Regions from separate parts of the Mus musculus genome. Here region 2 is linked to region 1. Evidence: chromatin loops called from intact Hi-C (ENCODE). Cell type or tissue: left cerebral cortex. All regions are shown on one strand. Each heading gives the region's core, and the rest is flanking DNA. Links, peaks and the distances in the headings are about the cores only.

The links. A loop is a pair of places that touch in the nucleus more often than their neighbours do. Peaks named below come from ENCODE experiments on the same cell type or tissue, not always from the same donor. Only the 100,000 strongest peaks of a DNase experiment are listed, where the experiment ranks them.
Region 2: a loop joins it to region 1, with 3 times the contacts of the local background. A loop is called at or near these places in 3 of 42 quality-filtered maps.

Annotation. Positions count from the first base shown.
Region 1 is chr10:88,824,291-88,828,307 of GRCm38, reverse strand. It overlaps Utp20 (UTP20 small subunit processome component), which reads left to right and starts at 1,494. Exons shown (of 62, transcript NM_175158.3): 1 at 1,494-1,702; 2 at 2,810-2,890. The coding sequence starts at 1,658. In left cerebral cortex, for the core only: no CTCF peak of the experiment used is centred there; a DNase peak (open chromatin) is centred at 1,487; H3K4me3 peaks cover 1,727 bases.
Region 2 is chr10:89,628,480-89,632,496 of GRCm38, reverse strand. No RefSeq gene overlaps it. Among named protein-coding and RNA genes, the nearest start is that of Slc17a8, 9.2 kb to the right of the region's middle. In left cerebral cortex, for the core only: a CTCF peak has its summit at 2,195 (motif pointing right); a DNase peak (open chromatin) is centred at 2,216.

The sequences.
Region 1 (4,017 bases), core at 534-3,033:
TCAAAGTCTATTATGAATAAGGAACCTTACTAGTGTTATTTCCGTTTGGATTGTTTGACTTGTATATAATTGGGGCAGTTTTACACCTTACTCTTTAACACAGAGAATCATGAGGAAGGGAGCTGGGTGGTGATTGGTGGTGCACACTTCTGATCCCAGCACTGAGTAGCAGAGACAGGGGGCTCTTTGAGTTTGAAACCCACTTGGGCTACAGTGAAAGGATGGCCAAGGCTATACAAAAAAACTTTGTCTCAAAACAAAACAAAACAAAACTCATGGGGACAGAAAATATAAAATGATGATGGATTGGCCAACCAAACCCAGTTCAAAAGTCATGGGAACTGTTTCATGATTTGAAGAAATACCCAGAACTCCCATGGATTAAAATGGATTACAATGGGAAAGGTAATAAATGGAGGCAAAGATATCTTGATTCACTGTATTCTACCCATGATGGGCTCTGACTACTCACAAGCCAGGCTAGGATGAAATCTTATCTCAAGGACTTTGCACTTGGACCTTCCTCCATCAATTTTTGTGCAAATAACTCCATGGCTCATCGACTGTACACACACACTCTCTCTATATATATGATTAAGAGCTGTAGGATCTAGCTTAGTGGTAGAGCTGCTTCCTGGCATTCGTGAAGAGCCAGATTTTATTTTCTAGTACTAAACTAAAACCTGGACCTCGGAGTCTGCGTGTGAATGAAGATCGTCACTTACAAGATGCCCAACTTTGGTTTCCTTGCATGCCAAGGGGGCTTAAAAAAAACAAACAAACATACACTTCACGTTTTGAGTTTATAACCAGCATTACTGTATTATGGGTGGAAACAGCTTTTGATGGTGCACGGTATGTATCGAGCAGCAGTTAATGCTAGGTTGTGACGGTTATGCTTTCTTTCTATAATAAAACCCTTTTATCCTTTTTATTAAAAATTTTCATACAATATATTTTGATCGTGTTTTTCCCTTTCCCAACTCCTCTCAGATTCTCCCAACCCATTCAACTGTACATTCTTCTCTCTTAAAAAAGAAAGAAAGAAAGAAAGAAAGAAAGAAAGAAAGAAAGAAAGAAAGGAAGGAAGGAAGGACGCTGGGCAGTGGTGGCATAAGCCTTTAATCCCAGCACTTGGGAGGTAGAGGTAGGCGGATTTCTGAGTTCGAGGCCGGCCTGGTCTACACAGTGAGTTCCAGGACAGCCAGGATTAGAGAAACCCTGTCTTGAAAAAACAAAACACCAAACCAAACCAAACCCCACCATCACCACCAATCTACAAAAACGAAAATCAAGACCAACAGGCAAATGACAAATATGACAAACAATGTCCAAAACAAAACAAAACGTCCACAAAAATACCACTGAGTTTGTTTTGTGTTGGCCAACTTCTCATGTAGCAAAAACTGTACATCCGCAAACTGCACGACTGACAATCAGGAAGAGCACGCATGCTCGGCCCGCCTCTTCCGCCCACATGACCCACACATCCTGGCTTTCCAACATGGCGGCGCCCAGCGGCACTAACTACACGTGAGGAAAAGCAGGCACCGGAGCATTGGAGAGTACCGCGTGGGAGTAACTTTCTCCTCCGCAGTGCCCGCGGATCCCTTCCTGTCGTCCTGAGACCCTCGCGGGCCGCTGTCCCGCCGCAGCCATGAAGCCAAAGCCACTTTCGCACAAGACCGAGAACACATACCGGGTGAGCGCGGGAGTTTGGGCCCGGAGCCGCGGTTCGCCCTGCCTCTGCCTGACCAGCTGATCGCCTTAACCCCAGGGCCTGCAAGTCCGGGCAGAGCCGGAATCGCTTGCCCGGGGCTCTGGCGAAAATGGGAGACTATGCCAGTATAAAAAAAAAAAAAAAACATTAGTTCGCAGGGGAGTGAGGAAACTTGAATTCCAGAGTCCGCCTTTTAGCGGTGAGATCTGGCCTGTCTGGGCAACTCCCTTCACTCCAGGCTCAAATTGATTGGCCCAGGGGATCGTCTGCAACCGAGTCCCCCTTCTAACTTTAAAGACTGAACAGAGGAGGGTAGAGCGAGCTGGCAAGTGGCGAATGACTTCTGCTGGCTACTGTTGTACTTTATAATGCCTTTCCAAGCCCTTTTGTAACTGAGTCTGTCTGTTTTTAAAAAATATACCTGTTCCCACAACTTAGCGAGATCCCTGTGCTTTCGGTGTGGTGTGAAAGCGTTCGTCCAGGTTCCAGTCTGTGTGGAAATTGTATTTGATAAAACATAATGTAGGAGGTAGATCGGTTGGTGGAGTGTTTGAATAACATTCAGGGAGCCCTAGGTTGGATCCCCATTAAAAACAACAACAGTTACAACAAAAACAGGTGTGATGGCTAAATGCCTGTTACCCCAGACCTGGGGATGTAGAAGCAAGAGGGTCTGAACTTAAATTTTAAGGTCATCGTTGGCTACATAGCCTGTTCCAAGGGTACTTAAGTTAAAAGAAAAAAGAAATACAGATGAAGTAAGTTATGCAAAAAGTACAAGTATTTATTATCTTCAAGTAGTAACTGCTTTTGTTTAGAGTTCTTACATTTACCTTTTGTGTTTCATAAGTAATAGCTGCTCTTATTTTAAAAAGTTACATATTTTATGACCAATAGAAACCACGGGTCTGAAATGATACGCTAAGGGTACTGTTGTTTGTGGTGATGGTCCAGAGGTTGCTCACTGAAGCTCTAAAACGTTCTGTGTTCAGAATTTGATGTGATTATGGTGTAGTTTTACTCCAGCAGATATCAAAACCTGATAAGCATTGAATGCTAATATGTCTTAAATATGCTTTTTCTCTGCAGTTTCTTACATTTGCAGAGAGACTGGGGAATGTGAACATTGATATTATTCACCGTATCGACAGAACTGCAAGCTATGACGAGGTAAGAGGGAGTTTTAAATTTCTCTCACCAATGTAAGTAAGCTGTTTTTCAAGCCATTTGTAATGTACATGCAGTGATTTAGACCTGTGTTGTCTAATTAAAAAACCACACACAGCAAATATGTTCATTCACTTTAAACCTAAATCCCTCAATAGCTATATGCAGCTAGCTGGAATCATTCGAGAGGAGTACCATACCAGATGGTGCATGTTCATCCTGGCCTTGTTCAGTCGGATGATGCCGTGTTGAACTTGACTTGGCTTGACTTGATTCTCAATTGGGTTTTGTTACTGGAAACTCTTCTTTTCTCATGTCCATTGCGAGTGGGTCTACAGACCTGTACTTTTTGGCAGCTCCGATTTTAAAGTGATTTTAGTGAAATCACTTTCCTGGTGTTTAGTTCCTTCCTCTCGAAGATACTAAACTGCACTTTTTTCTGGTTCTAACCACATACCTGCCATCTTCTGTGAAGAAGGGTTTTCCTTTTTGCTGCACCAAGCCCTTAGTGCTTCTGCTAGCCTTTCTTAAAAGCCTTAACCCTAACCTCAGTCTTGTTAGCGTTGACACCTTTAACTTGGGGTTTCAACCTCAGCTCTTCATCTGTTACTGAGCAGATTCTGTACCGAGTCTTTGCCAGCATTGTCTTCTACCACGTTAGCATGTTGAATGATAACATCTAGACCAGCATAAAAGGCTTTGAGAACTCAGTGAAAGGAGCCTTCTGAGAGTGTCAGAAAGGATGTCAGAAGATGATTTTTAAGATGGGACCTGAATTGAGTTTTGCTGTAGGTTTTAGCATGGCAAGAGGACAAGAGTGGCTTTTCCAGGCCAAGGGAAAAGTCTGCACAAAATAGCCGAAGCTCGGGAATGTGTGTCCCATTTAAAGCACTACAAAACTGTTCAGTCTTATAGATGTGTCTAGGGTGCACACGAGTGGGGTGCCTGGAACAGCAGAGGAGGGTAGCTGGAGACATAGGAAAGATCTTCAATAGTTTTATGTGCTGAGACATTTGGATTTTATCCTAAAGCCATAGGATTCTGTTCCTGAACTGTAAGCAGGGGAGTAAGTGACATGATCAAGCTTAAGATTTTTAGCCTGTCTGTCTTTAACGTGAAGGAAAGAGCAG
Region 2 (4,017 bases), core at 732-3,231, 800 kb before region 1:
TGTCTAAGTACACTGTAGCTGTCTTCAGACACTCCAGATGAGGGAGTCAGATCTTGTTATGGATGGTTGTGAGCCACCATGTGGTGGCTGGGTTTTGAACTCAGGACCTTCGGAAGAGCAGTTGGTGCTCTTAACCGCTGAGCCATCTCACCAGCCCTATATAAATATTTTAAATGACGTATATATGTGTATGCCTGGGTGCAAGTTTGTATACCTGAGCGTAGGTGCTCTCAGAAGCCAGAAGAGTGTGTCAGGTCCTCTGGAACTGGAGATCCAGATCACTGCAAGCTGGTAGTGTGGATGCTGGGAACCAACCCTAGGTCCTCCATAAGCATCCACACCACCACCGAGCCACATCTCCAGTCCAGGATTTGCTCTCTTAAAAATAGAAGCACACAACGTTCGTGGATGCTCCTGCTTTGGAATCAGAGTAAATATTTACATGGAATGAGTTTAAATCTGTGTCTTTCACAACACAGAGTAAGTTTTCTCAGGCAAATTATGGGTCACAACGTCCCCAGCACAGGGAGTGTGGTAAAGTGTGTGAAGTTCCTGGAATGGCTGCTGTAGATTGGTAAGTACCCTTGACACTCACAGTGCAGGGTGCCTTCAAAGGGCTTGAATGAAAAACAAATATACAATTTGTTACCCAACACAATTCGAATGCATTCATTTTTCAAAAATAAGCTTGTTGCAGACTCAGAATTGTGAATTTCTTGGGGCACAAATGTGAACAGTCCAGGACCTGGACCCCAGGTTTACACTAAGTTGGGCAGGCAGCTTGGTAAGCAGGCAGAGAGAGAGAGAGGGGGGGGAGAGAGAGAGAGAGAGAGAGAAGAGAGGAGAGAGGAGAGAGAGGGAGGGAGGGAGAGAGAGAGAGAGAGAGAGAGAGAGAGAGAGAGAGAGAGAGAGAGAGAGAGAGAGAGAGAGAGAGAGAGAGAGAGAGAGCCACCAAGTAGGCTGCAGCTGGGAGCCAGGAAGCCAACACTTGGGCTAGTCTAGGGAAGGTCTTCACAGAGGAGACAGGGCCTGCCTGAGCTTGGGCATTCAGAGCACTTTTAGAAGGGTGCTTGTGGTAATAGGGTTACGGAGGAGCCACGTTTTCTCAGAATTGGAAATCCTGGGCATGGGATTGGTTGAGATAACTCCCCAAGTCCTTCTGAAACCAGGGGTCCTATTGAATTGACCAAACTTGCTTATCTTCATCATTGTTATTTATTCTATTATTGTTTTGACTTTTGGAGACAGGGTTTTGCTGTGTAGCCCTGGCTGTATTGGAACTCACTCTGTAGACCAGAGTGATCTTGATTTCCCAGAGATCCGCCTCCCTCTGCTTTCTGAGTGCTTTCTGAGTGAATTAAAAGCATGCTCTAGTACCATCTGGTAATATTACTTTTAAACACGGTCTCACTATGTATCCTAGGCTGGTCTGAAACTTGAAATCCTCCTGCCTCAGCTTCCTCAAGGGCTGAGATCACAGGAGTGTGCCACTGTATGGGTTGGGCAATTAACTTTTGTTTCACATTATAGCCCAGGCTGGCCTTGAACTCCTGACATTCCTCTTGCTTCCATTGGTCAAATGCTGGGATAAACAGCATGAACCATGGACACCTGGCTTTGGATAATTTTTCTATGATCTGTTGTGTGTGTGGTGTGCATGTGTATATGTGTGCGTTCACATGTGTGGGCATGCATATGTCTGGGTATAGACAGTTGGCACTGGGCACCTTTTTCTATCCCTCTCTGTCTTCTACTCTGAGGCAGCATCTATCTCACTTTAGCCAGCTTGCTCTGGAGTTAACCCTGTCTCTAGGGTGCTGAGCTTACAGGTGGCCACCATGACCTGGGTATTACAATTCTGGTCCTTATGCTTGTGTGGCCAGAGCTTGTGCCTGTTGGACCATCACCCCAGCTCTCTTTCAAAAACTTTTGATGAGAAGGAAAAGTGGAATTAGTGTTGGATTAAAATATTTGGCATTAAGGCAACAGCAAAGCAAATACCGAAACAATCGACAGTGTCGTTTGTATCTGACCATTGATATTTTGAAATATTTTAAATTAAAGTATTTTAGAAATTTAAGAATTCACAGGGGGTTGAAACATTTTAGAAGAAATAATATTATTTGAAGTCAGTGGCTAGCTGATTTCTGGGGGAAACTGTATATGCTGTGAATCTATTTAATCTACAAACTACCAGAAGGTGTCGCTGTTTCCCAAGCAATTCACATTAGCCTGCTTCCAAGGAGCGCTCATCCTTGTAACATAAAGAACCCTGAGAAAACCTTGTCAGGGACATTTTGCTGTGGTTAGAGTCATTAGAAGAGCCCCTCAAGAGAAAGGCTTGTGGAAGATGTGTGAGTTTCTTCCTCATTCTCAACCTGAAATTATCTGGACACTCAGGATTTGTCATACCTCAATAACAGCAAAGGTAGCTCGCTTAGCAGGTGAAGGAGTTTGCCACCAGGGCTCCTGAAAACCTGAGTTTGATTCCCGGTATCCACATTAGGTAGAAGGAGAAAACCGACTCAGGCAAGTTGTCCCCTGAGACACGCATACACACACAAACACACACACACTCACTAAATTGGAAAGTGAAGGCGATAAAAATATCTCAACATGCTTTGTAATCCTGATCTTTTGGTAACATTTCAGCATGCTCCACTCTGTCCCAACTGCACTTATTAAATTTACCAGGGTTTATAATTTATTTTGGTTCTGGATGCCACCTAAGTATCAACGAAAATTTTAAAAGTCACTCTGCATGGAGCATAAAGCAAAGCCTTTCCCCCCACTATGATTTAATGACACATGGCCGGAGGAACCGATGTCTCCCCGTTTCCTCAAAAGGAGGGGACAGTGATTCATGGTACTTACCAACCAGTATTTGCACATAGCCCACAGGTAGCTGGTGGTTCAGGAGAAAGAAGGACAATTCCACTGTTGTTATCACTGGAAACTAGAGTACCATGTTAATGTGTTTTGTCCTGGAGAGCCATGTCTCTAAACGGAAATGAGAGACAACCAGGGAGCAACCAAATGAACGAATGATTTGGGTTTACTTGTTTTTACCTTTTGAGACAGGCTCTTACTGGAAAAAAGGCCCCGAAAGCCCCAAGCTTGTGGTGATCCCCCTGCCTCAGCTTTCTGGGTGCTAGAATTAAAGAAACATGCCATTACCCTTGGGTCATAAGTATGAGTTCTTTTATAATAAAACCTTTGGAGTGTGAGTGTGTATGTGTGTGTGTGTATCTGTGCGTGTGCACTTGTATGTGTGCACATGTGTGTGTTCAAGAGTGACTGTGTGTGTGTGCACATGTGTGTGTTCTTGTGAGTGTGTGCCCACATGTGTGCATGCAAGTGTGTGTGTGAGATGCAGGTGTGTGTGTATGAGATGCCATGGTGATCATGTGGACATCAGAGAACAGCGTTTGAGAGTCAGTTTTCTTCCACCTTGTTGAGTCAGAGTCTGTCTTGTTTCTGCCATCCTGCCATGGGCCTCTGGGTAATACTTCTGTTTCCATCTCCCATCTCCCCAGAAGAAGACTGGGGTAACAGATGCATGCCATACCACCAGACTTCTATCTAAAGCATGGGTTCTGGGGTCGAAGTGGGGTGGTCCAGCTTGTACAGCAAGTGTTTCTGTTGAGCCACGTTGCGAGCTCACGAGTGTGATTCCCACCCCGTCTCTGCCTGATGCCCCAGTACATCAGAAGTCATCTCCATTCCTTTGCTTTCAACAATGAGGGGCAGTAGTGGGCCTGACTCAGTTCTGTGGGAAGTTACAAGGCTTAAAGGGGGATGTTAACAGTTTTATAAATACAACAAATCACTTTGATTTGTAAAGAACATATTTTGTGTGTGATTGTGTGTATGTGTATGTACAGGTGTGAGTATGTATTTGTGTTCTATGTATATGTTTGTGTGTGTGTGTGTGATATGTATATGCATGTACTTGTGGAGACCAAAAGAGGCATTAGAGCTGCAGCCACAGCTGGCTGTGATCGTCCCACAGAAGTG